2 separate regions of the Homo sapiens genome follow, and region 1 is linked to region 2. The links are chromatin loops, found by intact Hi-C in ENCODE. Cell type or tissue: PC-3. All regions are shown on one strand. Links, peaks and the distances in the headings refer to the core of each region. The heading gives the core; the rest is flanking DNA. Region 1 has its middle 16 kb from the start of MIR4704. Region 2 has its middle 41 kb from the start of MIR548X2.

The links. Hi-C counts contacts between places; a loop is a spot of excess contacts. Peaks named below come from ENCODE experiments on the same cell type or tissue, not always from the same donor. Only the 100,000 strongest peaks of a DNase experiment are listed, where the experiment ranks them.
Region 1: it touches region 2 in a loop (9-fold over the local background); 2 of 110 quality-filtered maps call a loop at or near these places.

The regions. Positions count from the first base shown.
Region 1 is chr13:66,194,332-66,210,973 of GRCh38, reverse strand. No RefSeq gene overlaps it. Among named protein-coding and RNA genes, the nearest start is that of MIR4704, 16 kb to the left of the region's middle. In PC-3, for the core only: a CTCF peak has its summit at 10,209; no DNase peak of the experiment used is centred there.
Region 2 is chr13:65,917,065-65,933,706 of GRCh38, reverse strand. No RefSeq gene overlaps it. Among named protein-coding and RNA genes, the nearest start is that of MIR548X2, 41 kb to the left of the region's middle. RefSeq lists an enhancer at 6,291-6,790. In PC-3, for the core only: a CTCF peak has its summit at 6,745 (motif pointing left); a DNase peak (open chromatin) is centred at 6,566; H3K4me3 peaks cover 1,734 bases; H3K27ac peaks cover 2,401 bases.

The DNA.
Region 1 (16,642 bases), core at 5,304-13,303, 270 kb before region 2:
CGTACAACACTGGGTTGTCATTGTTTTTTTTTCTGTCTGCTTCCCCAATAGTTTGTGAGCGCTTTGAGCCTAATGGCTGTGTCTTGGTATTCTCTGGTAGATAGCCTAGTGTCTGACTCATAATTTTCCATAAATGTCCACTGAATGAATCACCTAAGATTCTGTGTGGTAAGCACTGGTCATTCTTTCCTAGCAGTAGAAACTGTAGTTTTATAATTTCATATTTTCCCAGTTATCCTGATAAAGAAATTCAGCATTTCAAATACTGCTTTGTTGTTGTTGTTTCTTTACCTAAGAAGTTTTACGGGTATGTATAGCTTTAGAAATTTTTTTTGCATTTTAAGTAATAGCACCTATTCTTTTGGAACACACTTTGCCTAAGCCTCAAGACTTGAGACTATAGAACTTACAAAAAATTTCATTCTACTGTTAAACTTTGGAATGTAATTTTCAAAGTGCAAACAGAATCCAGGATTTATATTTAGTTTCTAAATTGGCATTTAGTTGGAGCATAGTATTGAAAATTGTCTTTCAATTTTCTGTTAGCTTGTCAGCTGGTATGAGTTCAATGACTTCAAGGTATAATATCTGCTACTATAGTAGCTTAACTACCTTAAAAATGATCTGTGACTAGTGGAATTCAATTTTGTATAGAACAAGTGTCTTCTTATATAATAATGATCATAAAATACTGCTCCTTTATATTAAGAATATAGTAAAAGAAACTGTGAGATTTTTATTCATAAAGGAATAAAGAGTTTAACAAAGGGCTTTAGGGTCATAATGTATTAATAGATAACAATATATTCATTTTCTTTATCTGAATAATAATTACATATTTTATGAGTTCAATTATCAGCCTAGGAAAACCTATTCAGTAGCGATACTTGGAAATGTGTATTTTTCATTTTGTGTTAATTAAATCATGCCAGGTATAATACAGGTGGCCAAGATTAAAAAATTTGTCAGCTGTTAATTTTTATACCTGTTTATAAAAAAGGAGGTACTTCAAATTTTCTTAATCTGATACTTATCATTTTAATTGTAAAGACCAAATGTCAAGTTGTCATTACAGGAATAGTTAACAAAGCAATTTTTTTTAAAAAAAAAAAAACTCTTGTACCTTATACAGGCTATTCGTGTTGCAATATTCTGGCATAGGTTTTAGAATAAAAGCATCATCTTTCCTGATTGTTGTATTTTATTGCTAAAGTAATTACTTTAGAGATATACTAAATATATTTATCATTTTTTTGTAATTTTATTGTAATACACTCAGATTAGTGCTCCTGCACAAAACCAGACAGAGATTTGTTCTAAGTTGAAAACAAGAGAGAAAAAACAACACTAGTATTAAGAAGAATAAATCTAAGTTTATGTATCATTTTTAAAATGGCTTCTCAGAAATATTTATAGCATCAAAAATTATTTTTTCTTTCACTCTTAGAGAAATATGTTTCTATTTTGTCATTGTTGCTACCATGACCTTGTTAGTACTGAGGGAAAATGGGGCAGTTTATTACTTTGCTATGGCTGCCACAACAAAATACCACAGACTGGCCAACTTTAATAGACATTTATTTTCTCAGACTTCCGGAGGCTGGAAATCCAAGATCAAGGTGCAGAGAAGTTTGGATTCTTCTGAGACTCTCTCCTTGGCTTGCAGATCATCACTTTTTCAGTGTGTCTTCACACGGCCTTTTCTCTGAGTGTGTCCACCCCTAGTGTCTCTCTTTATATCCTAATCTTCTTATAGGGACATCATCCTAAAGCCTTACTTTAACTTCGTTACCTCTTTAAAGGCCCTGCCTAGAGATATATTTACATTCTGAGACACTGGGGGTTAGAACTTTAGCATAAACATTTTTGAGGACATAACTCAGGACGTAACAAGCAGTGTCAACATATCAACACAAGCCAAGTGGTGTGATCTTTTTCCCTTTTATGCTTTGCAATTTAAATTCTTTTTATAAGAAAGAATATTTGGGATATCTATAAATAGCTATATTGAAAGACTGTGGTTTTCTCTTTCCAAGTGTATATAGGTTTGATTTATTAAGGATAATGGTCTCATTTAAATTATAATTATATTGTCATATTACCTATCTTTATGTAATGGTGCCTTTTTCTTATGGTTTCTGTGTAATTGTCTGTGCATTACAAGTGACTTTATTAGGACCATCACATGACGTCAGCTTTTTGCTCTGCGGCATAATGGCAAAAGAAGAATTCAATGTGATTACTATATTGAATAATATTTTTAAGGATAATATACATCTCATGGACGCAGAGGAATCAGACTAGAAATGAAAAATTTTCCTCATGTGAGGTCTCTAAATATAAATCTGAATGCTATTACATTGGTTAAATCTAATTTCCCAGAAAACAGAGGAAAAACTATGAAAGGATGAGATTTCTTTTTAGGGAAACAGAAAATGTAATAGATGAGTGTTTTTTAAAACCTCAATAATGTGTTCACTATATAGTACATTTAAAATTGTGTTATTTTAAAATTTGTGATTATTTATTTAGTAATTTAATTAAATAAATATCTTCCATCAAAAGTGATGACAATAGTTGATTCATTCAAAGAGCGTATCCATGCAGAACTGTATAAAACTGAAATTTGTGGTATTAGCTCAGTACAAAACAGCATATTATAAACTGGCATCATAGAGTCCCTGGAAAATACACATGTAACTCAGTGTTTGACCTACCTAACATGGCTAAACAAATACCTCCTATTGTTCTTTATTTCCCATCCCTGTTAGGGGATGGCCATGACTTTATGATATCAGATACTATTTAGTCTATGTTGCATATATTTTTCTCTACCAAGGCTACTATTTTTTGCATCAGTAGTATTTTAATAAGTAATGTCCTTCTGAAAAATATATATGGATTTCTTATAAACCATTACTCATGATTGAACCTTTAAATATGTACCATCTTTGTAGACAGGCATCTGAGGTATTAACTAGGGGAAACTACTTGCTCTCAAGTTCCTGAAATCAACAAGGGAAGACAGAAAAGCAAACTAACTTTGCAAGACAATGTTTTAACTGTAAAAATAGAGGTAAATATGTGCTTAGAGTCAAAGGCTATGGATAATTAATTCAGGCCCAGGAGTCGAGTTGATGGGTAGTGTCTGGGTAGATTTCCCAGAAGATGACAACACTGGAAATAAATTTTGAAGGGATTAAGTGTGGGTAAAGAATGAGGAATCCTCAGTGAAAAAGTATTGAAAGATTCTGATCTTTATCTATTAGAGCATGTTCCAAATTTGAAGATAAAAGTTGAAATAGCAAGAAGAAGGGTCAACTCCTTGGACACTGAGGCTACAGACAGAAGTGAGACCCTTTTGATAAAGAACCTTATGCACCCTAATAAGGTATTTAGATGTTATCCTATAGGTGATAGAAGTTTGGAGAGGTTGGTTCTGGGGATAATATTTTTAGAAGATGTTGTTTGCAATACAAACTTAGAAGTTTCAAACCACATACATGTATTATTTCACAGTTGTCATGGGTCAGAGTCCACACTTGGCTTCTGACCAAGTCCTCTGCTCAGGGTCTCCCATAGCTGCAAAGAAGGTGAAAACACACAAGGGTGTGTTTGCATCTGGATGCTTAACTAAGGAAAAATCCACTGCATTCAGATTCCTTCAGGTTTATTCAGGTATTTTATAGAATGCATTTCCATGTGATTGTCTGACTGAAGTTCCCAGCTTTTTATTAGCTATTGCCTGGAACCTAATTTCAAGTTTTAGAGACTACCCTCACATCTTGGCCACGTGGCCTTCTGCATAGGCAGTTTGTGACATGACTGCTTGTTTCTTCAAAGACAGCAGGAGAACCTCTCTCTCTCCTTTCTGCTGAAACGGAGTCCTATGTATCATAACACGGTGATAAGGTAATACCCCATCACATTTGCCATATTCTATTGGTTAGAATAAAGGTACAACTTTTATCCACACTCAGAAAGAGCACATGATATAAAGGTTTGCAATAAAGAAAATAACAAACAATATATAATAGACTGGAACTACTCCTATTACCCAGACCAAGAAAAACAGCATTACCTATGAATTTATTGGAAATTTAAATTCTCATGTTTCACCCCAGATCTAATGAATCAGAAACTTTAAGAGCAAGACCAGTGTTCTGTGTCTTAACAAGTTCTTCAGGTGATTCTCATACCTGCTAAATTTTGAGGACCACTGATTAAATGGCAAATCTTCTTTTTCCCCTATGAATAAGGTTTGATATATCATTTGGAGGAAAGAAAGAAATATATCCTTTCTTTTATGGGAAAAAGAAATGAACTGGGGAATGGTTCCAAAATCAGTTTATCTCTTCCAGAATTAATAGGAATTGTAGTTACAAAAAAGAGTAAAGAAGAGAAGAGAAACTAAAATAAATAAATAAGAGACAGTAGGTGAAGCTAGGTTCAAATGATTAAAAACAGCAGTACATGACAAAGGATGGGAATTTGAGCAAGTAGATACTGAAAGCAATTCCTGAGCTAAATTACAGGAAATGCAATGAATTTTTATCTGTTTTCTATATTTAGGGACCTGGCTTAAACATTAGTGATAAGATTTGGTGTGTTTTTATCAAGAGACAGTCTATTGAATGAAACAACTATGGGCTGAGAAACATTCACACTCAAGGGACAGATAGAAGAAAACATCATTACCTGGTATGGTTTGTCTGTGTCCCCACCAAACTCTCATCTTGAATTCTCATGTGTTGTGGGAGGGACCCAGAGGGAGGTGATTGAATCATGGGGGCAAGTCTTTCCCATGCTGGTCTTGTGATAGTGAATAAGTCTCACTAGATCTGATGGTTTTGAAAAATGGGAGTCTCCCTGCACAAGCTCTCTCTCTTTGCGTGCTACAATCCATGTAAGACATGACTTGCTTCTCCTTGCCTTCTGTCATGATTGTGAGGCATCCCAGACACATGGAACTGTTAAGTTCAATTAAACCTCTTTCTTTTGTAAATTACCCAGTCTCGGGTATGTCTTTATCAGCAGCATGAAAATTGACTAATACAGTACCTGTATTGTTAACTAAAGCAAGAGAGAGAACAGGAATCTTGGAAGCTTAGGAAAGGAAGATTTAAAAAATAAAGAAAATATTCAAGGGTGTTGCATACTACAAGGGCAGTTGTGTTGGAACATATTAGTTTGAGATACAGACCTAATTCAAACCATTTAAAGCAACAAATACTATCTCCTAATGCTAGCATTAGGAGATATACCTAATGCTAAATGACGAGTTAATGGGTGCAGCACACCAACATGGCACATGTATACATATGTAACAAACCTGCACATTGTGCACATGTACCCTAAAACTTAAAGTATAATAATAATAAAATTTTTAAAAACCAACAAATATCTGCATTAATAATTTATTTTTCATATTAAAGAGAAATCTGGTATAATGGCTAACTGGTTCATTCATGGCGAGTTTATGTTTTCTCTCCCTGTCTCCCTCTCTCTTCTGCTCCTTTTTTCTTAGAAGATCTGGGCTGATCTTTTATTCCTGGGGAGAACAGGGGAAGGATATATTTCTCTCTTTCCTCCAGCATCCATATACATTCTGAAGGAAGACTCTGTTTGGTCCTACTTAGATCACATGACGACTCAAAGAGGATGACATATTTCTACTGTCTGGCCTGGGTCATATGCTCACTGTTGCAAAAAGATAGAAAAGACTGCTGTTGGACCACAAATATTGTCAGTAAGGTAAGTCCTGAGAAATATCTATTGGTTTTGATGCCAGAGCAATTTAAGTAGAGGATCTGGTAGAAAAGCAAGATTTTGCAGTGATTAACATGTAAAGAAAAGAAGGTGATAGTGATTGGTTCACGTTCTGTCTGTGGTATCATGACTACTGAAATTGCTTCCTTTTTCTGTGTTTTTGAATTTTTATTTGTATTCTTTTTAAATTGTTTACATAGAAATTCATCAGAGAGCCCCTTACCCAGGTTTTCTGATTTTCAGTTCTGATTCAGCTCTTTTTTTTTCTTTTCTTTTTTTTTTTTTAATTATACTTTAAGTTCTGGGACACATGTGCAGAACATGCAGGTTTGTTACATAGGTATACATGTGCCATGGTGGTTTGCTGCACCCATCAACCCATCATCTAGGTTTTAAGCCCCATATGCATTAGTTATTTCTCAGAATGCTATCCCTCCCCTTGCCCCTCAACCCTGACAGGCCCTGATGTGTGATGTTCCCCTCCCTGTGTCCATGTAGCTCTTTATAGAAGTAGATACCAAAGTAAAGAAAAAGAACCTATCTTTATTCCTATGTTCTCACCTGAAATAACCACCAATAAACTATGACAAGAGGTTCTCTATCTTAGTCCTGTGCTCTCCAGTGGCACCCCTGTTCAAGGGGCAGGAAATCTACATGGTCAGAGCCACACCCCAATTTCTAGATTATTTTCTAGATTCCAAATTCCCTGTCGAAATGGCTCCACATCCATTTCCAGGACTTGCAAATTCTCTGCTCCATCCTGATCCAATAGAGGAAAAGCACATCGTAGTTATGCACCACCTGAGGCCCAGCATGTGAGTTTTTGCCTTTTGGAGATGAATAAGGAAGTTGGACATGTTGGACTGTGCTTAACGAATGTATGGGTATGAAGCTTCTCACAGCGCTGGAGCTGGAGGGAAAAGCATAGTGGTGGATGCTGTGGACCAGCCCTCCTTGGCATCCACATTCCAGCAAGAAACTACAAGGGGTCCAAAAAATTTGAAGTTAGCCTTTCAGGTCATTATGAACTTATAGTTGTCAAAGTAGAAGACTAGTCTGTGGTGTATTTAACATTTTGTTAGCTTAATTGGTAAGTTTTAAATATTTAGACATATGTTATATAAATCTCCATTTGTACTCTGGCTTTAAGACTCACAACTGTTAAGGGCAGATTGCATGCCTGCAGGGGACAAAAGATACAATAAGATGTGATTCTGGTCAATCAGTTGGTTATAAACAATTTGTAAATAACACATTATATTCTATGCTATAAATATATTCTATGCTATAAAGTTCTGGTTCCTTGCTCTGGTCTTTGTTCACAATAAATGACTACAACTATGTCTACACTTGTATCCATGCTCTTAGGTAATTTATTCCTACACAGATTCTGTCCTTCTTTATGTGAATTAACTTGGCTAATGGAGCAATACCAATGTAATATAAGCAGAGACTTAAGAAATACTTTTTCATTGGGGCTTGTCTGCTCTTGCTATTCTGAGATTCCTATCATGTAAAAAAGCTTGAGATAGTCTCTTGGATGGTAAGAGACACATGGCCAAGTCATCCTATTATCTGAGCTGCCATCAAGCCTACCATCAGACATATATGTGGGGCCATCTAATCCCAGTTGAAGCACTAGTTGACTATAGAGAGATCAGCTGAATCAGACCAGATCAGAACAGTCCAACTGACATAAGCATTTCTTAAGTCACTAAGTATTGGAGTGGTTTGTTATATAGCAAACCTATTGAAACATTTACCCAGGATTTTCATTACTAAGTCATTTCTTATTTTCTTTATAATATATTCTAAACTCAACGTAATACAGAAGATGCTTTCATCTCTAATCTATGCTTACCCCTTTAGCTTTATCTCTTTGACGTCCCCCCATCTCTAACCCTTACCTCCCATCTTTATGCCATGTATAATGGCTTGAAGGCTTTCAAACATCCAAAGCTCTTTCGTATCATTGACTTTGTTTTTGCTTCTCTTTCTACTTTGATTTCCCTTCTATTGTATGTTCTGATTCCCTTCAAGAGCTAAATATGTACTCATTTTTTTTCAAGGCCCTTTTCCTGTCTTTTAATTTTTTTTTTTTGGCCCACTGACGTAGAGTAGTGCATTCTCATTTTGTCCCATTGCACTATAATATTTAATTGAACCCATTAATCTACACTTATTGCTCTCTTTCTGTTACATTATAAGTGAGCCAGCCCTTTGACAGCAGGAACCATTACCTGTTTGTCTCTGTATCCTCAACGTCGAATAGAGATGATGATATAAACTTAATGCAAGATGGGTGAATGACAAATGAGAAAAGAAAAGAGAAGGGAAAGATATACAAAAAAAAAAAAAAGTAGACAACAGATACAGACATCTTGTTTTGCTTCCAGGACTGAGATGGAAGGAAGACAATAATTCAAATCAAGGGGAATATTTTGTTTTTATTGTTATGGGCTGTTATTTTTAAGTTGACTTGAGAAGCTGTTCGACAGCAAGTTTTTATGAGGAATAAAAAGAGTCAAAATAAAGGCAGGGGATTAGTTTTTGGGTTCAGTGTCTTGAGAATGGCACAGTTGGATGTATTTGGCTAACTGGCATTATATGAAATAATTTTTTTCTGATATAGGATATAAGAATATCAGTGTGTGTGCATGTGTGTGTGTGTGTGTGTGTGTGTGTAGCTGTATGTATAAGTAATAATATAGGAAATTGAGTGAGTTCTCCATCACATTGTTTCTACTTACTACATGAAGTTTTAGGCAATCGGGGAAGTTCTCCTGTAAGCAAAGGAGAAAGAGAAATACGAGGGAGTGGAGGAGTGCAATAAAGGTCTGGAACAGCCAATGTGTTGAGCTTGGGAGTGGATCAATGATATTTAAAGGATATGTAGGCAACTTTGTTATTTTCCATTACCTTTCTTTATTGGCAAACTGATTTATTGCATTCTTTTTCCGGCGTATTTTTCAAAATTGGTCTTAGTTAATCATACTTTCCCATCTTGTTACAGAACTTTTTAATTTTCTTATTTTTTAGGGGATAATGTCAGAGTTATATATAATCTGTATTTGGCTGAAAATGGTTTTATAGTTGTAAACATATTAATTTTAAAGCAATACTAAGGCTTCCCATAATCATTTCACTTTTAGTACTTCTATTTATTTTGTGACAGAGTCAACAGTGAAAGAGATTTATTCAGTTTGAGTTATTTAACATCTGTAAGGATTAAGTTGACAGAATTGTTGTGATAGAATTAATATCGTCTTTATTCCTTGGCATAGAAAGATATGAATAATTTGAAGTCTGATTCTCATCCCTCCACTTCAACGCACACATTTTGTGGCTTCTCAAAAAAAGATCAACTTGTTTCCGAAAGAGCTTATAAATCTCTCTTTAGAGTATGACTGGGTAAATACATAGCTCTAGAATAAATACTTTGGTAGAAAAATTTTGGAAAGAATCATGATGAAATGAAAAACATCCAGATGTTGGAATCAGAAAAAGGCCTGAATTTACATCCTGGCTTGGCTTCTTATTAACTTTTTGACAAGGGACATGTTTCACCCTCCCTTTTAGGGACAGTTTTTAAATTTAATATTATAAGATTACTGTTAATGTTCACTTAAATAAAACTCCTAAAGTGGCAAGCAAAATGTGTGGCATATAAGTGGTTCTTGATAAATGGTTTGCTCCCTTTTTCTTTTACTCCTCTGGATAACAGCAAAGTAAAACTTTACAAATATCCAGTTATCTTTTGGTAGATAGGTTTTTCTTCAGAAAACCTGAGCTGTGCCACATGCTGGAGATGCTTAACATTATGCTTTATATACAAACACGGCATCACATTTATATTAACAATGTTAAATGTCTTTAAGATTTCTTTAGGGGTATTTGTGTTTGCAGTGTTTCATTTACTTTTCTGTTCAATGTCCTGCTAAATGCATAGTGGGTATTAGAAACGAAATGTACTTAAAGAAGGAAAATATCCAAAAGCTATTCAGGTGTTTGAGTAGTGAAAATGTGTGCAAACCATTTTTGTGGTAAAAAAATTTACATAAACATCTGTGTATATATGTATAGATATACTTTTTTTCCAACCTGGAACACATTTGTGGATGGTTACTGTTGGGCGTCCCACAACTCAGGTTCCTTGGTATACTCAGTAGGACAAAAGGAGAGAGAAAGAGAGATAGAGAGAGAGAGAGAGGTATCACAGAACCTAATCTCCAAACTTAATTGGCATTCTTGATGTTATCCTATCAACAATTCCAGTCCCAGACAGTACACAGTCTTTTAGATATCAGTTTCCCCCTGACCCCCACCAAGGACATAGACAAAGAGAGTGTCATATGAACATCAAGGGGGACCTTTCTGAGAAGAGAAAATCCAACCAGATCAGGAAGATACATTTAGAATGTATTAGCATAAAAGACAGCAGAGGGCCTTGGGGAGCTGTTGGAGCAGCTCATTCTTCCTTTGCACTGCTCTTTGATCTCATGGAAATGGCTCTTCTTTAATTCTGTATTTAATTTTCAGATATTCATTCTCTCTCTCTGAAAGACTGTTCAGAGTTGCCTGAGCTCAGATTCTAGAGCAAGCAATTGTTATTAAGTGCCTCCTGTAGACCACTGACAACAATAAACAAAGCATAAAAGGTCTATAATCAGGAAGTTAGAACCTACTAGGTGGGTCAGACTGGAGACGAAAGGATTATTTAAAACATTAAAATGAGGGCTATAAAAGAAATGGGAGGATGAAATATAAAATAATGTTATATTCTTCATTTTAATATATGTGTTTTCCATGATTTCAACTAAGAAAAATTTATAACTTGAATTTTATTTCTTAGAAACTTCATCTTATGAATGCATATACCTCCCTGGCGAACCAGATTTTTATGGCCAGGGAAGAAGTAGATCCAGGAGCCTGGATAAAGATCAGTAGCAAAAATGATGCCATCTTTGCCTCTCTGTGTATATTTGGGAAAATATACAAAGCAATAGCTCCCAGAATATACAGTAATAAATTCAGCAAGGAAGTCAGGAGATCTGGATGGCGTAGGACTGAAGAGTTCAAGAGTCTGGAAACCCGAGTTTGAATTACAGCTCTGCCACTCACAAGCTGGTGATTTTTGACAAGTTCCTAAACTTTGGTAACCGCTAGTATCCTCATCTATTAAAATAAGTGTTATAATAATCTCTACTCCATAGGATTCAGAATTAAATGAGGTGATCCACAAAAAGCACATAGCATGTATTATTATGCTTAGCATAGTATTGTCCAAAAATATTATTTTTACTAATATAAAATATGGTTTGATATCTTTAGCAGTATCTTTTTCATTTTTCCATTCATAAAACTGTATACACAGATATACATGAATATTTGCATGAATATGAGACTATCTATAGAGTGCAGTAAAGTGTTGGGAATATATGTAAATTAGTTTTTATCTTTTATTTTTATTTTTTTATTTTCCAACTTTTATGTATTTTAGGTTCAGGGGGTACATTTGCATGTTTGTTATATGAGTAAATTGGGTGACACTAGAGTTTAGTGTGCTAATGATTTCCTCCTCCAGGTAGTGAGCATAGTACTGATAGGTAGTTTTTCAACCCTTACCCTCCTCCCACCTTCTACTCTCAAGTAGGCCTTGGTGTATGTTGTTCCCCTCTTTGTTTCCATGTGTACTCAATGCTTAGCTGTCATTTACAAGTAAGAGCATCCAGTATTTGGTTTTCTGTTCCTGTGTTAATTGGGTTAGGATTATGCCCTCCAGCTCCATCCATGTTGCTGCAAAGGTCATGATTTCATTCTTTTTTATGCCTGTGTATCATTCTGCTGTATACATGTATGATGTTTTCTTTATTCAGTCCACCATTGATGGGCATCTAGGTTGATTCCATGTCTTTGCTATTACAAATAGTGCTGTGATAAACATATGTGGACAAGTGTATTTTTGGTAGAACAATTTATATTCCTTCGGGCATATATCCAGTAATGGGATTGCTGAGTCAATTGGCAGTTTTAAGTTACTTGAGAAATCTTCAGACTGCTTACCACAGTGGCTGAACTAATTTACATTCCCACCAGCAGTGTATGAACTTCTCCAACATCTGTTATTTTCTGACTTTTTAGTAATAGCCATTCAGTCTGGTGAGATCGTATCTCATTATGGTTTTGATTTGCATTTCTCTAAAGATTTTTGATGCTGAACATTTTCTCATATGCTTGTTGGCTACATGTATGTTTCTTCTTTTGAGAAGTGCCTGTTGATGTCCTTCGCCATTTTTTCATAGGATTGTTTGTTGTTTGCTTGTTGATGTAGGTTCCTTATAGATTATGCATACTAGCCCTTTGTCAGCTGCATAGTTTGCAACATTTTCTCTCATTCTATAGATTTTCAGTTTACTCTGTTGGTAGTTTCTTTTGCTGTGCAGAAGCTTTTTAGTTTAATTAGGTCCTACTTGCTTATATTTGTTTTTGTTGTAATTTCTTTTGGAGTCTTTCATGAAATTTTTGCCAAGGCCTATGTTCACAATGGTACAATGGTATTTCCTAGGTTTTTCACTTCCTAGGTTTTTTCTTTTCTTTCTTTTTTTTTTTTTCAGTTTTAGTTTTAGGTCTTTACATTTAAGCATTTAATCCATCCTGAGTTGCTTTTGGTATATAGTAAAAGGAAGATATCTAGTTTCAATCATCTGCATATAATTAGCCAGTTAACCCAGCATCATTTATTAAATAGTATTTATACCACTTTTTCCTAATGTAAAATATGTTTTGATATCTGTAGCAATACCCTTCTCATTTTTCCATCCATAAAACTCTGTACACAGATATACATGAATATGTGCATGAATGAGATTATATAGAGAGTTAAATGTTGAGAATATATTTAAATTAGTTTTTATCTTTTATTTTTTTCTTTTCCAATTTTTGTTTTAGGGCTGAGGGTACATTAACAGTAACTGTTTGTTATTGTTGACTTTGTCAAAGTTCAGATGGTTGTAGGTGCATGGCATTATTTCTGTGCTCTCTATTCTGTTCCATTAGTCTATATGTCTTTCAACCAGTATGATGCTGTTTTGGTTACCGTAGTCCTGTGGTATAGTTTGAAGTCAGGTAGTGTGCTGCCTCCAGCTTTGTTCTATTTACTTAGGGTCGCTTTGGCTATTCAGGCTCTTTTTTGGTTCCACATACATTTGGAATAGCTTTTTTCTAATCCTGTAAAAATGATTTTGGTAGTTGGATAGGAATAGCACTAAATCTGTAAATTACTTTGAGCTGTATAGCCATTTTAACAGTATTAATTGTTCCTATCCATGAACACGAAATGTTTTTCCATTTCCATTGGTCATCTCTGATTTCTTGTATAGTTCTTTCACCTCCTTGGTTACCTGTATCCCTAGGAATTTTATTCATCTTGTGGTTATTGTGAATGGGATTGCCTTCTTGATCTGGCTCTCAATTTGGATGTTGTTTTTGTATAGAAATGCAACTGATTTTTATACATTGATTTGTATCTTGAAATATCCTAAAGTTGTTTGTCAGTTCTAGAAGCCTTTTGACAGAGACTATGGGGTTTTCTAGATATAGAATTATGTCATCTGCAAACAGAGATCGTTTGACTTCCTCTCTTCCTATTTGGATGTCTTTTATTCCTTTTTCTTGTCCAGTTGCTCTGTCTATTACTTACTATGTTGGGTAGGAGTGGTAAGAATGGGCATCTTTGTTCTGATCTGTTTCTCAAGAGAGATGCTTCCAACTTTTGCCCATTCAGCATGATATTGGCTATGATTTTGTCATAGATTGCATTTGTTATTTTGAGATATGTCCCTTTGATGCCTAGTTTGTTAATGGTATAGTATATGAAGGGATGTTGAATTTTATTGAAAGCTTGTTCTATTAAGATGATCATTTGGTTTTTGTTTTTAGCTATGATCATGTGATGAATCATATTTATGGATTTGCATATGTTGAACCAACCTTGAATCCCAGTAATAAAGTCTACTTGATTGTGGTAGATTAGCTTTTTAATGTGTTATTGGATTTGAATGCTAGTATTTTGTTGAGGATGTTTTTGTCTGTGTCACCAGAGATATTGGCCTGAAGTTTTCATTTTTTATTGTTTCTCTGCCATTTTTTATGTTTCTCTGTTTCATGTTTTATTGTTTCTCTTGTATCAAAATAATGCTGGCCTCACAGAATGAGTAAAGGAGGAGTCTCCCCTCCTTGAGTTTTTGGAATAATTTAGTAGTATTGTTACTCTTCTTTATATGTCTGGTACAATTTGGCTGTGAATCCATCTCCTCCCGGGCTTTTTCTGTTTGGTAAGTTTTTTATTACTGATTCAATTTCAGAACTCATATTGACCTGTTCAAGATTTCAATTTCTTCCTGGTTCAATATTGGAAGGTTTTATATTTCCAGTAATTTATCCATTTCTTCTAGGTTTTCTAGTTTGTATACACAAAAGTGTTCAAAGTAGTCTCTGGGGGTTGTTTGTACTTCTGCAAGTTTGGTGTGAATGTCCCCTTTGTCATTTTTGATTGTGTTTATTTGGATCTTCTCTATCTTTTTCATTGTTAGTCTAACTAGAGGTCTATTGATCTTATTAATTCTTTCAAAGAAGAAATTATTAGATTTGTTGGTCTTTATTTATTTTGCATCTCAATTTTCTTTCAGTTCAGCTCTGATTCAGCTCTGATCTTGGTGAATGATATTTTTAGCAAGCTGTTGAATTCAGTTTTTTGAGGGTTTTGCATCCATGTGTATTAGAGATATTGTCCTGTTTTTTATATATATATATATGTATATATGTGTATATATACACACATACATATATACATATATACATACATATATACATATACATATATACATACATATATACATATATATGTATATATACACACACACACATATACACACATTATATATACACAAACATACACACATATATATATACATTATATACACACACACACACACACATATATATATATCTCAGGACAATATCCCTAATAAATATGGATGCAAAAACCTCAACAAACTGAATTCAATGGCCTGCTAAAAATATCATTCACCTAGATCAAGTGGGATTCATCCCAGTGATAAAAAGATGATTCAACATATGAACATCAGGCCAGGTGTGGTGGCTCAAGCCTGTAATCCCAGCACTTTGGGAGATCGAGGCGGGCAGATCACGAGGTTAGGAGATCGAGACCATCCTGGCTAATATGGTGAAACCCTGTCTCTACTAAAAATACAAAAAATTAGCTGGGCGTGGTGGCAGGCGCCTGTAGTCCCAGCTACTTGGGAGGCTGAGGCAGGAGAATGACGTGAACCCAGGAGGCGGAGCTTGCAGTGAAACGAGATTGCGCCACTGCACCCCAGCCTGGGTGACAGAGCAAGACTCTGTCTGAAAAAAAAAAAAAAAAAGAACATCAATAAATGTGATGAATCACATTAAAGGAATCAAGGGAAAAACCATATGCTCATTTCAATAGATGCTAAAAAATATCCTATAAAATTCAACATTCCTTCATGATAAAAACTCTCAATAAATTGTTTTAGGAGAAAGGTACAATACAGTAAAGGTCATATCTAACAAACCCACAGCTAACATCATACCTAGCAAGTTGAATGATTGTCCTCTAAGATCTGGAACAAGACAAGGATGCCTACTTTTATCACTTTTATTCAGCATCATACTAGAAGTTCTAGCCAGAGCAATTAGGCAAGAGGAAAAAAATAAGGCGCATTCAAGTTGAAAAAGAGGAAGTCAAATTGTTTGAAGATGACATAATCATATACATAGAAAACCTTAAAGACTTTACCAAAAAACTATTAGGAAAAAGAAATGAGTTTAATAAAGTTACATAATCAGCATACAAAAATCAGTAGTGTTTCTATATGCCAATAGTGAACTACAGGTTAAATGCAATCTCTATCAAAATACCAATGACATTCTTCACAGAAATTAAAAAAATCTTAAATTTGTATGGAAATGCGAAAGACCTCAGATAGCCAAAGCAATATTGAACAAAAAGAAGAAGGCTGGTGGCAAAATATTTAAAATTGAACAAAAAGAAGAAAGCTGGTGGCAAAATTGCTATGTGTAAAAGCTCAATTAATTTAAGTACAGTAAAGTTACTCTTAAGCTCTTAAGAGCTTATCAGGATGTTTTAAGCTTTGTAAGTTGAGTTTTTCTGCATATTGAAATAAATTATATAAAATTTTAATTAACAGGTTATCTAGACATGTTTTGGTTGTACAAACACACACACACACTCTTAATTTGGCTATCTCTTGTACAGTACTTTAAAATTCTCTTGAACTATTATTCCAGCCAATGTTGTGGTGACCAATTCTATGTAGATGTTGATTTGCTTTATGAAGGGACAATTGGGAAACCTATCACCTCACCACTTAATGCACCTGTCATTTTCTACCATGGGACCTCCTTCAGAGTCACTCTTTACTCTTGCACATACAACCTAGAAGTGCAGAGCAATTAATGATGCTAGGGCTACTTGACCTATGAGAAAAGAGAACGGAAGAATATATGCTTTCCTTTTTCTTGGTGGAGAGTTCTTAAATATCTCCTTAGATATAGCAATATTTACCTACAGTTGAAGACAGTTTGGTGAGGCCTTGTATTTGTTGTCCCTCTTCTTCCAATTTATTCCACTTGTCCTTTACTTTTCCATGGAATCCCATTTCCACAAGTACCATATGTAAGCCCTATGTCTGATTCTAAGGGAAGCCAGGTCTATAGACATAACCTAATATGTCTATTTTTTTTCTTTTGTAATAAGTTACAATTTTGTGAAAAGCTCAATCTTTTCTAAGTTTCCAAATGTATTGAC
Region 2 (16,642 bases), core at 2,783-10,782:
GAAAAGAAACAATTTTTTTGTAGGGATATAGGTCAGAAACACCTTCATTTCACTTTCATAAGAAATTCACAGGTAAAATTGGATTTAAAAGCTGGTCAACGACTGTTAAGAAACATACCAATGTTATGATAGTTTAAAAAAATCATTTCAAAAGGCAGGCCTGTGTGTGTGTGTATATGTGTAAGTGTGTGTGTGTGTGTGTGTGTGTGTGTATGTTGAAATAGCTTATAGTCAGGTTTCTATAACAGAGATATGGGGAGATGCTTAACCAATGGTTAAGTGCTAGTTGTTCATAGTTAGAAGTTGTCCTTTTAGACTCATCAATTTATTTCAAAGTGGATTCCTACAAATGTCAGTTAAATTAGCTGGCCAGGACAAAGAAAATCAAATCCAAATGGTTGGATTCTCTTTATTTTATTAAAATAGCTGTTTTCTATAGAAAAAAAAAATCATACATTGTATTTTATGGTCACTCCCGAAGCATTTTGGAGATGTCACATATACATGATCTCAGGAGAATTTCCTTCCTGGTTCAGGCAACCTCTGTAGTTGGCTGTGCCGTCTTATATTACTTTAAGGCTGTAACTTTTGAGTCAGAGGTGCCTATGGCATGAAAAGCCTGGGTTGCCCTCAGGGGATTTGTCACACTTTATTTAGCTCAAGCATGGACTCAGAAACCTGGAAAATGTACTCTACTTGGCAGCCCAGCACTTTTTACAAGTAGTAAAGTTCAAGCTATCAAAGAACTTTTCAAGCTGACAATTATATAACACAATATGTGACCTTTACAACAAGATTTAGGCTCAGAAATTTGTGCTGAGGGGTTTCCAGCCTGCTGGTATGTACCTTGCCTGTTCTCTGCCTCCTCTCTTAAGCACATAGTTTGCACGGAAAACAGTCTGGTTATATATCAACCACTTATTCTATGACATACTAGCATAGCAAATGGTTTTAACACTACAAAGATAGTAAAACACATGTTACCTTCCTGCTACTCTGCCTGATAACTTGAAATAAGTACAGCTTCTAACGACTTCCCTTCTGGTTGGTAAGAAATTATAGTGTGCAAAGATATACTTAAAAAAAGGCTTTTGAAAGGATTAGACTGACACTTATTATAATTCAGTGTCCGTAAGCTGACTTGACCTATAAAATACGTGAATCTTAGATGAAATGAAAGGAAGGGAGTGGCTATTTAATGGCTGAGGTGAGTTGGGGGAATAATAGTCCATGATTAAGCGGAATTGAGTAAATGCTTTGTAGACTTTTTTCCCCAGTGGGATTTCATAAATTTAAATTAAATATATCAAATAGTAGAAAAGTATTTCACAATGCAACAGTGGGGAAAAATAAAAGGTAAAAATTCCTTTACCTTCTCTTTTCTCTTGTCCTTTTTAGGTAGTATTATATACCAGTTTGTTTTTATTCTTTTAGTGAAACTCACAGAAATTTCACACATTTGCCAAGAAACCACAGCAGAATCTGCGAACTACCACCAGTAGAGGCAAGATAGAAAGGAGAGGCCACACGAGTTGACAGTAGTGTAAAGGGAGTTATATGGAGTGCTTCTAGAGCTCCTTTCTTCAGTGCAGTCAAAGGTGACCCCAGGAAGTGGAAAGGGAAAAGCTAAAGAGAGTTACTTTTTGTTAAATAAGCCCAGGGGTCTGTGGTTCAATCCTACAATCTGAGGTCCATTTGTATTGCATGCAGTAGTATTTTACAGTATCAGGGGTTAGAACAGAGTCATCTCACAACACAAAACACTGTATTTCTGAAGAAAGTACAATTTTTTTCTCTTTTCTCTTCTTTATATTTTTTTATTTCTCTATCAACTAGCATAGCTCCTTTTCTTGCAGTGACATTTTGATTTTGTTTTACCATAAAACAAAACTGGAAAACAAAGAACAACCAAAACATAGCAAAACTACTCATAAGAACTGAATGAAATTTAATAAATTGAATGGAGATCCTATTTGAAAAAATTAAATGGAATTTCTATTTTAATTTTTGACATAACTATGTCATTAAAAATTAACAAGCCAAGAGGCACATTGAAAGTTGTGATATGACAGCCTATTTAATTGAATTATTATACTGATATATTTTCATTCTACTTTTAACAAAATAGAGGCACCCATCCCTGCCTTCCATGTGTCAACTGTTCAGAATTTATATTTTTCACTATGAATCAACATCTTACAAAAACTGTTTTTTTTTCCTTGTTTCTAATATAAATGTCTGCTCCCTAGCTCAGCTTTACAACTTGTGGTATTTCTTAAATGATAAATGCCAACGAGCTCTTGTGTATGGAGTTCATAATGAAATCTAATTAAGATACCTCTTGAAAGAATAAAGAATCTGACATTGTATCAGTCTGAGAAAAAGTTCTATATTAATACATGTAATAAGTGTAAAATTAAAGGAAAGTATTTTAGTATTAATATTTTTAAAGCACGAGGGGAGCAATTTTCATCATCACATCCTGATAAAGTACAAAATGTGTCCACTGTAGATTAGTTTATTAAATATCTGAACATTTAGTCAGGCCACACAGGCTCCCTTTTCTTGGAAATTCATTGATCTGCTGAAGACTTCAAGGTTTAGTACCTTGAAGAATATACATCTTATAAATTAGTGTACCTCTTCACAGCCCCGGAAATCTGGGATATGTTAGGGAATGAGTGTGTTTCTAAGATTTGAGATTATGACATTTAGGTATATACACCTGAGATAATTTGTCCTGAGCCCATGCAACAATTCAACTAAAATCAGTGTATCAAAAATGATGATAATTTTTCTTAAGATCTGCCTTTGCTACTCTTAATTGGCTTTAGGTGTGTTACTATAAGAACATGTCAGAGTTGTATGAGTACAGGAATAACAGTCCCTGCTAAGAGAAAATGGCCTATATCATTAAAAAATTGCAGGTTTTGGACAAGAAGCATCAATGAGAATCATGAGAATGTGTGTGAGAGTGGATTTTATCATATCATAATAAATTAATCATATAAAGGTACTTATCTTTACACAAGATTCACTGTTTTTGCCAGTGGCTCTAATAAATTTTTCTGTTTGCTTTTATTGCCATTTAAGTGATTATGAATTTATAGCAATATGATATAGTGGTTGGGACTTCTTTAGTATTTTATTTAAGAAAAGATTAGGCCGAGCACGGTGGCTCACACCTGTAGTCCCAGTACTTTGGGAGGCCTAGGTGGGCAGATCACGAGGTCAGGAGATCGAGACCATCCTGGTTAACACGGTGAAACCCCATCTCTACTAAAAATACAAAAAGTTAGCTGGGCATGGTGGTGGGCACCTGTAGTCCCAGCTACTTGGGAGGCTGAGGCAGGAGAATGGCGTGAACCCGGGAGGCAGAGCTTGCAGTGAGCCGAGATCCCGCCACTGCATGACAGAGCAAGACTCCGTCTCAAAAAACAACAACAACAACAACAAAATCACAAGAGTAACAAAGATGGAGATAGCAAAGTACATTAATTCATGAGACCTGAGAATCCATAATTTGCCTATATGCTGCTAAGGGGCCCAAAAGATTATTCCATCTATAGGGCAATAGGAAATATAGGGGTGAGAAAAACACCAGTCTCTTCATGTGATAAAATTCATCCAGTCTCCTGGAAATGACATGACACTGAGTCATGTCTCCTGGGTTCAACCAATTCTCCTGCCTCAGCCTCCTGAATAGCTGGGACTACAGGCGGATGCCACCAAACCTGGCTAATTTTTGTATTTGCAGTAGAGACGGGGTTTCACCATGTTGGTCAGACTGGTGTCGAACTCCTGACCTCAGGTGATCCACCTGCCTTGGCCTCCCAAAGTGGTGGGATGACAGGCGTGAGCCACTGCGCCCGGCCTAATCCCTGTTTTCATTTAAGCCTTCTGGGTTTGGTTTCATGCTCCCCCTGTGTTTCTGGAAGTCTTCTGAGATAACTGCAGGGTTTATGTAAATATAGATGTTACTCACCACGTGTTTCTTTCTGGAAGTCTTCTGAGATAATTGCAGAGTTTATTTAAATACAGACGTTAGTCAGCACTGGAAGGTATAGTGGGTTGAAGAGTATTTCTCCCAAATTCACATCCACCCAGAACCTCAGGATGAGACCTTATTTGGAAATAGGGTCATAGCTGATGGAATTAGTTGAGATGAGATCATCTTGGGTTAGAATGGGTCCTGAATGCAGCAGTATCCTCCCCTAGAGTCTCCAGAGGGAACTGAATACTATTGTAATGGACTGAATGGCGACCCCCAAAATACGTTGATGTCCTGTTCTCCAGAACCTGTGAATGGAACCATATTTGGAAATAAGGTCTTTGCAGATGCAATTAGTTAAGGATCTGGAGATTTTTGTACATTGATTTTGTATCCTGAAACTTTGCTGAAGTTGTTTATCAGCTGGAGGAGATTTTGGGCTGAGACCATGGGGTTTTCTAGGTACAGATTAATGTCATCTGCAAAAAGAGATAGTTTGACTTTTTCTCTTCCTATTTAGATGCTTTTATTTCTTTCTTCTGCCTGATTGCTCTGGATGGGACTTTCAATACTATGTTGAAGGTGAGAGGGAGCATTCTTGTTTTGTGCCAGTTTTCAAGGGGAACGCTGCCAGCTTTTGCCCATTCAGTATAATGTGGGCTGTGGGTTTGTCATAGATGGCCCTTATTATTTTCAGTTATGTTCCTTCAACACCTGGTTATTGAGAGTTTTTAGCATGAAGGGATGTTGAATTTTATCAAAAGCCTTTTCAGAATCTATTGAGATAATCCTGTGTTTTTTTGTCTTTAGTTCTGTTCATATAATGAATACTTAACTTTGAATATCATGTAATTGGACTACAAATCACCTACCGTTCCTCATTGTTTTGTCCAGCTTCCTGTGTTATTCCTCCTCATTTCCCCATTTGTTAGTTCCTGGTTTACTGTAACTCTCTTCATTACTCCTGTTTATTTTAATCCTGTTTATTATACTATATACATAGATACTTCTCTGAAAACATTGAATTCTCAATTTCTTAAATTCTCCTTCTTTCCTCTATCTCAGTCACTCACCCTCATGGTCATGCCTTGGACCTTGCTTCACTGCAATTTCTCTATAATTTCAGTTTTATGCATCACATTCCATGATAACTACTTCCTATCTATGCATCTCACTCCCATAGGTTTTTGACTCTAAAAATCTTTTAGCACTATTAGGATCTCCAATTTACTTATTTTACTGGTTTTAGTAATCTTTTGCTTCTTTGAAGTTTTTATTTATCTCCTAATCTGGCTTAAATTTCATAGTTAATAATCACTTTAAATCCCTTTCAATATGTCTAGCTTCCTTGTTGTTTTCTTAGTTTGTGGTACTCACTTGGAAAATTAATCCTGATATGTCTGATTTTCTCAATATTCTATACCTGGACCCAAAGCAACAGACCATGTATGGAAAAAGAAATATCATCTTGGTGGTCTGACTTTAATTTCATGACTGCAAACCTCATGTGAGCTTTTAATGCTGACTAGAAATCATATTTCCTTAGTTCATTAATTTCCCCTTCTCTTAACACCTTTTACAATTTTCTTCCCTCCTCATTCAACTTCTCTTCCACAGATGAACTATGTATTCCTAAGGCCTTCTTAGGTTCCATCTCTTCTTCTCTACTCAGGAACATTCCTTCAATTCTTTTCCTGCCTATATCACTACTCCTTTCCCCTCATTGAATTATTTCCATCTGTACAAATTTATTGCTATATTGTCAGTCTTCAAAACATTGCTTTCTTTCTACTGCTTTATTCTTCTGCTCTCCTTTGAAGCAAAACTCCTTGAAAGAGTTGTCAATACTAATTGTGTCTAATTCTTCTATTTTCACTCCCTGTTAAGCCCACTGTTGCTCCTATTACTTCATCAAAATTTTTCTTTCCGTGAACACTATTGATCTTTATATTGGTAAACTCTAATGTCAATTCTCCCTCCCCGTATACATAAACTGTCAGTAGAATTTGACCTTTCAGTAGCAGTTGGACACTCTCTTTTCTTCAATATATTTTATTCATTTGGTTTCCAGGACATGAGGCTGAGAAATTCTAGGCAGAAAAGTGCAGGTTCCCAGCGAAACCCCACTCTTAAACCCAAAAGCCTGAAACCCACTGCCCAAAGTGAGAAATTCTATCCCTGTTTTCCTGCTCCAGTGTTGCCTTTTCCTAAACTACCCATGACCCCTCCACCCTGCATCCTGTCCCTATAAAAACCTCAGACTAAGCCGGCAGAGAGGAGAAGCAGGTGGACGTCAGAGACTACAGCTGGACATTGTAGAGAAGCGGCTTGACTTCAGAGGGACAGCTTGATGTCATAACTTTGAGAAGAATCCTGCCAGAGATGGCCACACTCCAGGGAAATGTTACCTTTCCACCCTGTCCCCTTTCAGCTCCACTTCCTGCTGAGAGTAACCTTCATTGGCAATAAAATCCCCTACATTTACTATCCTTCAATTCGTTACTGCGACCTCACTTTTCCTGGATGCCAGGCAAGATCTCGGGAACCACAAGTGTGGACACAAAAGGCTGTCACGCTGGCCCTTTGCCCTTGTTGCTGGAGGGCAGCCACCTCATGTGAAAAGGCAGAGGTTTCACTGAGAGGTAAATATATAAGCCATCCATGGACTGCAGAGCTAAAAGAGCACTGTAACATATCCTCTGGGGCTTCAGAGGTTGCAGGCGCCCCCACCTGGACGCTGCTAGGGGGCCTGCATAGAGTTTGCTCCTGAAGGTGCCCAAAACTGCTAGCTCCAGTTCCTGCACCTGCTCACCTGCATGCTCCCTCCCATGAGGAGTGAAACGCAGTAGTTCTGAGTAGTGGAGTTTGATCCCACCGCGCCAAAGCAGCTGGCTGGTTCCAGCCCTCCTGCACTCTAGTTCCTGCCTTGTTCACTCGCACACTCCCTCCTGCAAGGAGTTGAGAGCGCTAGGCTTAATAAACGAGGCACACGCACGCCTGTCACGAGTCCCGCGAAGGGATCGGGGAAATATCCTGCTTCATCACTATTGATTTGGTGTATGTGTTTTTTTTTTACACTAACTGGAATTGACAAATACTCTAGTTACGAGTTTGCATTCCCTTCCTGTAGTACTTCAGACTACAGCCCATCCATCCAAAAGTTTTTAAAACACTGTTTTTTTCCCTGAAGTTATCTGATATTATCACTGTTTTCAAACCAGACTTCTATACTCACTAGTACAGAAAAATAAAGAGTGAGAAACGTAAAAACGCTTCTTTGGCATAGCTCCTTTTGAACTTAAAGTTGACACCCAATTAGGTGTTGAGAACAATTATATTAGCACATCAATTACCAAAATTGTCTGATAATAAGACTTAGGTGAGGAACGTGTAAAATCATAGAATCCAAAGCCCTTCACCTGAATGTTGATATTTATTTAGTTAAGTGGCATGAAGCTATGGATTTTGTCTCTGTTACTGACCCAAGGTTGATTATAACATCAGATCAATTCGAAGATAGTACATCAAACTATAATATTAAAGCAGCCTCAACAATAAATTTAGAGCATTCACTTCAGAATTTAAAAAGGGAACTGATATTTTGATGAAAGAAGTGTTTGATTGTGATATTTATTGCATTGCCTTTCTGTTCCCTTTGTTTTCGTGTTTACGCTTCTTTTTTATAATTATGCTGCGAGGTCATTTTGTGTTTTACTTCTCAGCAATTAAACACTTTCCTATAAAAATTTGAATGACATATGTCTGTTTATTTCTAAACTCTAACATGTGCTATGCAAATAATAGAAAATTGCCATCAAATGACTCACCCAGCTAAAGGTAGGATATGAATGGTAAATACTTTTGTTTAGATATTTGAAATAATATTTCATCCTTGCTTAACAGGAACCAGGGAAATAGTCACCTTAAAAACTGGAAAATATTGTTGACCTGTAACACTCCGTTTCTTATAGTTCAAAGTGAAATGAAAGGAATAGATATAGTCCTTCTTACACTGCTATTTTCAAAACAGAAAATAATTTCTATGGGCACACGGAAACTATCAGGGTAGTTAGCACTAAATTTCAATGTGATGAACCAAATATATTGCTATGCTATGAAGTAATATATTGTGTCATATAAAAACAGGGAAAAATAGACATTGAATGATCATTTGACTGTCTTTTGGATGAGCATCTGCAGAGCATTCTGGCTCTTGAGAATAAGGTATATTTTCATACAGATTTAAATCTATGTATTTTTAGCACTATTTCTTTTTTGGTGTGTAAGTTAATATCTCCTGTTGATTCAAAAGATATGAGACACTATAATACACAGATTTTCAACCTGGCAAGGTATCCTTTCTATTCAGTAGTATTAGTGCAGAAATAGATTTATATGGTTAGGCATGGTGGCTCAGGCCTGAAATCCTAGCAATTTGGGAGGCTGAGGTGGGCAGATCACTTGACCACAGGAGTTCAAGACTAGCCTAGGCAACATGGCAATACCCTGTTTCTACAACAAATACAAAAAAAAAACATTAGCCAGGAGTGATATCACATACCTATAGTCTAAGCTACTCAGGAGGTTGAGGTGGGAAGATTACTTGAGCTTGGGGAGGGCAAGACTGCAGTGACTCAAGATAATGCCACTGCACTGCAACCTGGATAACAGAGTGACATTCCATCTTAAAAAAAAAAAAAGTATGTGTGTATATATTTTGTAAGTTGTAAATTTTATATAAAGTATCATTGTTAAAACAGAAGTTAAGAAATTATTTGAACAAAGTTAATAACTATCCAAAAACAGCTAAATATTATTTACTACTTTATGTGCTAATCAAAGAATTTCTTAAAACTCTATTTCTAGAATTTATTATTTATATGAGTAAAAATGTCATTACTGCACTCCATCATGTGAATTTCGAACCAAGCAAATTTTGCTCATTACCTGGCAAAAAGATTGCATGTTGCACACCTCGTATCTCTTCAATAAAGTTTCCTCTAGAAAATTAAGAAAAGTTAATTATGTTCAGATTAAATAATCTTAACATGAGTCCTTTAATATCTGAACATAAAATATTTAATATTGTTTATTTATTAAATTACAATTTGGACAACGTTAAGTGTTCAGGGTTATAGATCCTCATGGTGAGCCCCCACAGTCCTCTAAACAAATGTAAACATCCTCTTTCAATAGATTTGTGTAACTAAACAGACCCTGAATATGTTTTATTTAAAAAAATTCACAACTCTGATTATTTTTAAATGTTACTTTTCCAACTCTTCCTATTTCTTGCATATTATTTTCCACTTCTGTGGTATTACCTGCTTTGAGGTAAAAAGAAGCCACTGTTTTATATTTAAAGGATTCGTAATTCTAAAAAATCCATAAATACTTGAGAATCTTTCATCATATCTTAAAGGGATTTTTGGTATATAGAAGTAAAAAACTGGTTATTCAAGCTGAAAAAGATAAAACTGAATCCCTACCTCAGATCATACGCAGCTCTAGATAGGCAGCAGACTAAATGTCAAAATACAAAACTTTAGGTTTCTCAGTAAAAAAAATTTTTTTAAGTTGAAATATCCCTTAGATCTTGTGGGGGAAATATTAGGTTGGTGAAAAGTAACGGCAGGTTAAATATTTGTTGAAAAAGATACAAATTTTGTTGACTATAAAAAGCTTAACAAATTTGACTCTATTAAAATTAAGAAATTCTGTTTTTTTAAAAAGACACATTAAAAGAATGTGAAAAGGCATCCTATACACAGATAGAATACATATATTTATATAATTTATATCAAAACTATGCCAGGTGCAGTGGTGTGCACCTATAGTCTCAGCTACTTCGGAGGCTGAAGTGGGAAAATTGCTTGACCGCAGGAATTTGAGACCAGCCTAGGTAACATAGGATGACTTTATCTCAAAAACAAAACAAAACAAAACCCAAAGAAACAAACAAACTATACATATAGAACATATAGGGCTTCCTTCGTTCCTTCGTTCCTTCGTTCCTTCCTTCCTTCTTTCCTTCCCTCCCTCCCTCCCTTTCTTCCTCTCTCTCTCTCTTTTTTTTTTTTTCTTTGACAGAGTCTAGCTCTGTCGCCCAGGCTGGAGTGCAATGGCACGCAATCTCAGCTCACTGCATCCTCCGCCTCCCGGGTTCAAGCGATTCTCCTGCCTCAGTCACCCGAATAGCTGGGATTTCAGGCACGTGCCACCATGCCCGGCTAATTTTTTGTATTTTCTATTTTTATTAGAGACAGGGTTTCACCGTCTTAGGCAGGATGGTCTCCATCTCCTGACCTCATGATCCACCCACCTTGGCCTCCCAAAGTGCTGGGATTACAGGCATGAGCCACCGCACACAGCCGGCCTTCCTTCCTTCCTTCCTTCCTTCCTTCCTTCCTTCTCTCTTTTTCCCTTTCTTCTTTTCCTTTTTTTTTTTTTTCAGGTCTCACTCTGTCACCCACGCTGGAGTGCAGTGGGATCTCTACTTGCTGCCACCTCCGCCTCCTGGATTCAAGCAATTCTCCTGCCTCAGCCTCCCCAGTAGTTGGGGCTACAGGCCCACACCACTGCGCCTGGTATTTTATTTTGTTTTATTTTATTTTATTTTATTTTATTTATTTTATTTATTTTATTTTATTTTATTTTATTTATTTTATTTTATTTATTTTATTTTATTTTATTTATTTTATTATTTTATTTTATTTTATTTTATTTTTTAATTTTAATTTTATTTTTATCCTTTTTGTCCTTTTTGTAGAAGTGGGGCTTCACCATATTGCTCAGGTGGGTCTCAAACTCCTGAGCTCAGATGATCCACCCGCCTCAGCCTCCAAACTGTGGGAATAAGATGAGCCACCATGCCCAGTTCCTAAGGTTTTCCGTGTGTGTGTGTGTGTGTTTGCAAATGGAAAAAATAATGAGAAATGCACAGAAAAGTAACAGAAACAAATGGACAAAAATCATGAACAGGCATTTTACATAGGTCACCACACAAAAAAAGATATTTATTAATAACTTCATTGTAATCAGTGACATCAACATCAAAACCACTGTAATTTTCTGTCTAATTCTTGTTACATTGGCAACATTAAGATTTTACAATACCAAGTGTTAGACGTAGTGGAAATCTGTAGAATCTCTTATATATTACCAATTGGAGAGTTAGTTATCTATCACTGAAACAGTTTGGCATTATTTTTTAAGTTGATTATTCTCATGTTTTATGACACAGAAAATTTATTTCTAGGAATGTCTAGGAGAGTCTCTTGCACTTATACAATCAAACACAGGTTCGGAAATGTTGTATCACTAATTTTCACTTAACAAAAGCTTGGAAACAACTCAAATGTTCATCAGTGGATCCAACATCCATGGAATATATTGTAACAGTATGTTCAGACAGTGCCGTATTACCCAACAGTTAAAGATGAATCCAAGACTATGGTTGATGTCTGCAACATAATACAAATGAAAAACTTAGTTTCAAAATATTACATATGCCTGACACCCCTTGTTAAGTGAAAGAAAACTAAAAATAAGGCATTCCTTGGAGATATTGTGGTTTCATTTCCAGACCATCACAATAAAGCAAATATTGCAATAAAGTGAGTCACAAGAGTTTTCTCGTCTCCCAGTACATATAGTTTTTCTTTTAAATGGTTATATTGCTTCCTATTCACTGCACTAAAATCTTCTGTGTTCCACCTATTCATCCCTCTTTCTCTCTTAATCCCTGGCAACCACTGATCTTTTTATTCTCTTCACAGTTTTTCCTTTTCTAGAATATAGTTGGAACCATCTAGTGTTTAGCCTTTTCAGGTTGGCTTTCTTCACTTAGTGATGTGAATCTAAGGTTACTCCATATCTATCATGGCTTGATAACTTAAATCATTTTAGTACTGAATACTATTCCATTGTCTGGAGGTACCTGAGTTTGTTTATCTCTTCACCTCCTAAAGGACATCTTGTTTGTTTGCAAGTTCATACAATTATGAATAAATGTGCTATACATGGGTGTGCAGGTTTTTGTGTGGGCATATGCTTTCAACGCATTTAGGTAAATAATAAGCAATCCATGACTACTGGATCTTGCGGAAACAGTATATTTAGTTTCTTTACAAACTTTCAAAATGTATTCCAAAGTAGCTAAACAATTTTGTATTCCCACCAGCAGTGAATGAGAATTCCTATTGTTCCACATTTTCACCAACATGTGATGTCGTTACAGCTCCAGGTTTTGGGCATTCAAATAGGTGTATAGTGATATCTCATTGTTGTTTTAATTTGCATTTCCCTGATGACATATGATGCTGAGCATCTTTTTATAGTGATATGCCATCTGTATATCTTCTTTGGTGAGATATCTGTTTAGATCTTTTATACATTTTTAAATTTTGGATTGTTCTTTTTCTACTTGAGTTTTATGAGTTTTTTATATATTTTAGATAACAGTCCTTTAACAGGTATATTGTTTGCAGATATTTTTCTCCCAATTCTGTGGCTTTGCTTCATATTCTGTTTACCATGTCTTTTACAAAGCAGAAGTTGTTAATTTTTATGAATTCTGGCTAAACAATTATTTATTTCATGGATTGTGCCTTTGGTGCTATATCTAAAAAGGCATTGCCAAACCCAAGGTTATCTAGATTTTCCTGATGTTATCTTCTAGGAGTTTTATAATTCTGCATTTTACAACTAGGTCTATGAATCATGTTTAGTTGATTTGTGAAGAGTGTAACATCTCTATCTAGATTCACTTTTGTTTTTTGTATATGGATGTCTAGTTGTTCCAACATCGTTTGTTGGAAAGAGTATCTTTCTCCATTGTATTACCATTGTTCCTTTGTCATGGATCAGGTGACTATATTTGTGTGGGTTGGTGTACCATTTTTTAATTGGTTTCTATACTATTTCTAATATTCCTTCTAATAATTTTAAGACCAAACCACTCTCCTTGGCAGCTGTAGCCCTTTGGTATCCTGGGGTCACCTACAGAACTCAGAACCTAATTTTCAGAGAATGTTACTGATGCCAGGAGGAACTCATGGGCACTATGAGAAGAAAGCTATGGAAATCTCCCTTCTAAACTGTGAATTGAAAAGATCTTTTCCCATGGCAACTTTTTACACTTCTTTCTCATAACACTAAGAAATACTTGACTCTGACCTTTTTCATACTTCTGAAATGTTTTGTTATTGGAACATCTTGTGAGTGCTTTGCTTCCTATGACTTTCTGCTCACATCTTTGCGCTTGGTTCCTCTCATATTTTCATCAGAAAGAGATCAAACCAGAACCTAGATGATATGAGTGCTACCAAACAACTCAGGAAGAGTAAAAGAGGGACTTGGAGTCAACTTGAAATTGTTCAGTTTAATTGACAAAGATATATCAAATGATGTAGGAAATAAATTTCCTGATCTTAAAAAATAAGATGAAATTGACATTAACTAGAGATAATTAACTTGAGGTAAACCTGAATATAGCTCCCACAATTGTTATTTAGGCTACCCTCAACCTCAATCAATATTGTTACTCTAGAAAATGGGAAAGATTATTTATAAATAATATTTATATTCATTATAAATCATCATGAATATTTCTTATAGGTTTTAAAGAACACAGCTAAAAAAATGGTGAAGGCATTGTTTTCCTTTACCCTCTCTTTGTTGTCATTATTCTTTATATTCTAAGTGCATCTGTTTTTCTCAGGGTTCTTTTGCCTGGAAAGTAATCTGATATTAATTCCTACTAATGTGCCCATGTCTCAATTATTCATTTATTGTAAAAATAGGACTCTTGTCTTAAAGGTAGATTTGGAATGATTTTCTTGGAATCTAATCTAAAGACTCCTATTCAAGAAGAGAGATCTGAGGTAAGCCGCCTAGGTTTTCTGTCTTTTTTGTTTTTGTTGTTGTTTGTTTGTTTGTTTTTAAATTGAGACAGGTTCTAGTTCTGCCACCCAAGCTGGAGTGTAGTGGTATAATCACAGCTCACTGCAGCCTTGACCTTTCTTGACCCCCCCAAACTCAAGAGATTCTCCCACCTCAGCCTCCTAAGTAGCTGGGACTACAGTCACATGCCACCATGCCCAGCTAATTTTTGTATTTATTGTAGAGATGAGGTTTGGCCATGTTGCCCAGGCTGGTTTTGAAGTCCTGGACTCAAGTGATCCTTCGACCTCTGCCTCCCAAAGTGCCCACCTAGCTTTTCTGAGCCTTAATTATCTTTCTTGAAAACTGCTCACGCCTTTTAACCCAAACTTTAGGATTGTAATATGAGTCAAAATGTCAAAAAGTTGGGATATTAGACAAAATTATTCATGTGCTACATGTGCAATGTATTATTCTGATCATCGTCATCATTATTAATCTCGTAGTATTGGCAGGATTATTGCAATGGTACATATAAAGGACTTAAGGTACTGTCTAGCACTCAGGAAGTCCTTAAAAGTGCAGATCTTATGAAAACCTATTTACTATAACAGGGTTGAATGTTTAATCTTCTCCTTTCACTTATTACGTGTTTCTTAACATGATTTAGGTCAAACTATTCTTCTTTTTAGAATAGGGTTTTCTGTAACTCCTGTACGGAGTCTTAATTTTAATGTTAATCGTACCTCCAAAAGATCCTTTCTTCTATTTATCTGAATTCCTACTGCTAGCATCCTAGTTGGTTTAAGCTAGAAACTTATTTTTTCCTGAATTGCTATAACACTGTTAGGTTTGATTTACTTCTTTCCACACCTTGCTCTTTCGAAAGCGTGATCTTGAAGCAGACGATTGGATCATGTTGGTAACTGCTATGTACCATTGTGCAGTTGAAACACTGAAATAAATATACCGTCTCTGATGGTAGCATGGCTGAAATCCAGCTTGCTTCCGTCTGACCAATCCATATGCCTTCCACCTCCCTCAGGAGAGTATCTCTTCCCATACAGAGAGAGGCCATGTGGTCCCAAGCCTTCTTGCCCATAGGACAGTGTCCCACCAAAATTTGAAACTTAAACATTTTCACAAAATCCCAACCAGGGTTGTGGTTCTGCATGTAGCTTTTTGTGGAGCACCTACCATTGCTATCCATTATACTTAACATGGAACTTGAGGAATTAGCAGAGCCAGCAAGGCCATGCACAGATTGTCTCTAAGACCCACCTTCATCTCAGACCACTTTCTCCCTCATACTCTCAGCTCCAACCATGTTTACTCACTTTCTTTCAGCTCCCTCAAAAGCTCAGTCATTATGCAAAACCTTTGTGTATATACTTTCCTCTAATTATAACGCTTATCCCTATGCCCTATTATATCATCTAACTCCCATGCATCCTTTAGGTCACAGGTTAAATGTCACTCCCAACAGCTTTCCCTATACACCACTCCTTCTCCAGGAAGAATTAGATCTCCCTGTTCAGATTCTGTGTTTTTGAACACTTATGACTGTACCAATATATGTCTCTCTGTCATCTTGTCTGTCTTTCTCACCAAATCATATGCTGTAAAAGGAAGAGAGTGCTTGTCTTCAACTCATAACTACATCTTCATCACCTTGTAAATTAATAAATAAAACATGAAGGGATGGAATGAATGAACTTCATAATACTTTTTAACTCATATTGAAATTCATGATTTTGCTAGTTTGCTATTTTAGGAGTCTGGTCATAAATCTAAATATTAAAAATGACATTAAAATTGTATTGCTGCCAGCAACATTGATACTTGGTTCTTTACCAATATTGCTTTTACAGACCACTAAGGCCTTCAGGCATTTCAGAGAGAGATTTATAAGAGCCTTTAATCATTACCTCCTGGGCTTCTTGGCAGGCAAATGTGTGCTGCCAGGACTGCTTCCCCAGACTGTCTGTGATATCCGAAGAGCGCAAGCAAGGCAGCTACAAGTGTTATAAACAATACTTGGTCCCTGAAGCCCGCCTGTGGTATTGCTGTCTCTTTACTGGCCTTCATAACAATGTCAAACCAAAGCTTTGTGCTGGAGGATTTGTCTTCCGTAACACCATTGGGTAGGTAGGATAAAATAATAAATAATAATAATAGTTACTGAAAATAATCAACAAGATAGAGCAAGTAAAGGGCTCAGTGGCTATATGAAGCACAATCACTAACATACCCCAGGATTCTATCTAGGAAAATGAATGCATGTTAGATGTGTTATGCTTTCATAGGGTATTTTTTTTCTTTTCTTATCCTCTTCTCTTTTTCCTTCATTTTCCTTTTTTTCCTTTCTACTCCCCTAGCAGTTTTCTTTCCTTTCCTTCCTGATATTTTTTCCACTCATTCTCCAAGTTATTATTTCATTTTTTGTCTTGCTATTGTTAAACAGCACCTCACATACAAATCCAAACACATGAGAGAAAAGATCAGAGCTGTGTTGGTCAAAGAGAGGTAGGGTACTAGAATTGCTCAATATCCACATTTTTTTTATGTGGACCTTGGGTAAAGTCTATTGAACTCTAAGAAATGTAAATAATGCAATTTAAAAACAATATCCAGGACCAAAGAAATGTTTGTTTGTTTGTTTGTTTGTTTCTTCAATCTGGCACACAATACATGGGTGAAATGAATAGATAGAAGTGGACTTGTGTAATAGGCTTACTCATGGTAGTAGGGACCATATTCCCATACACT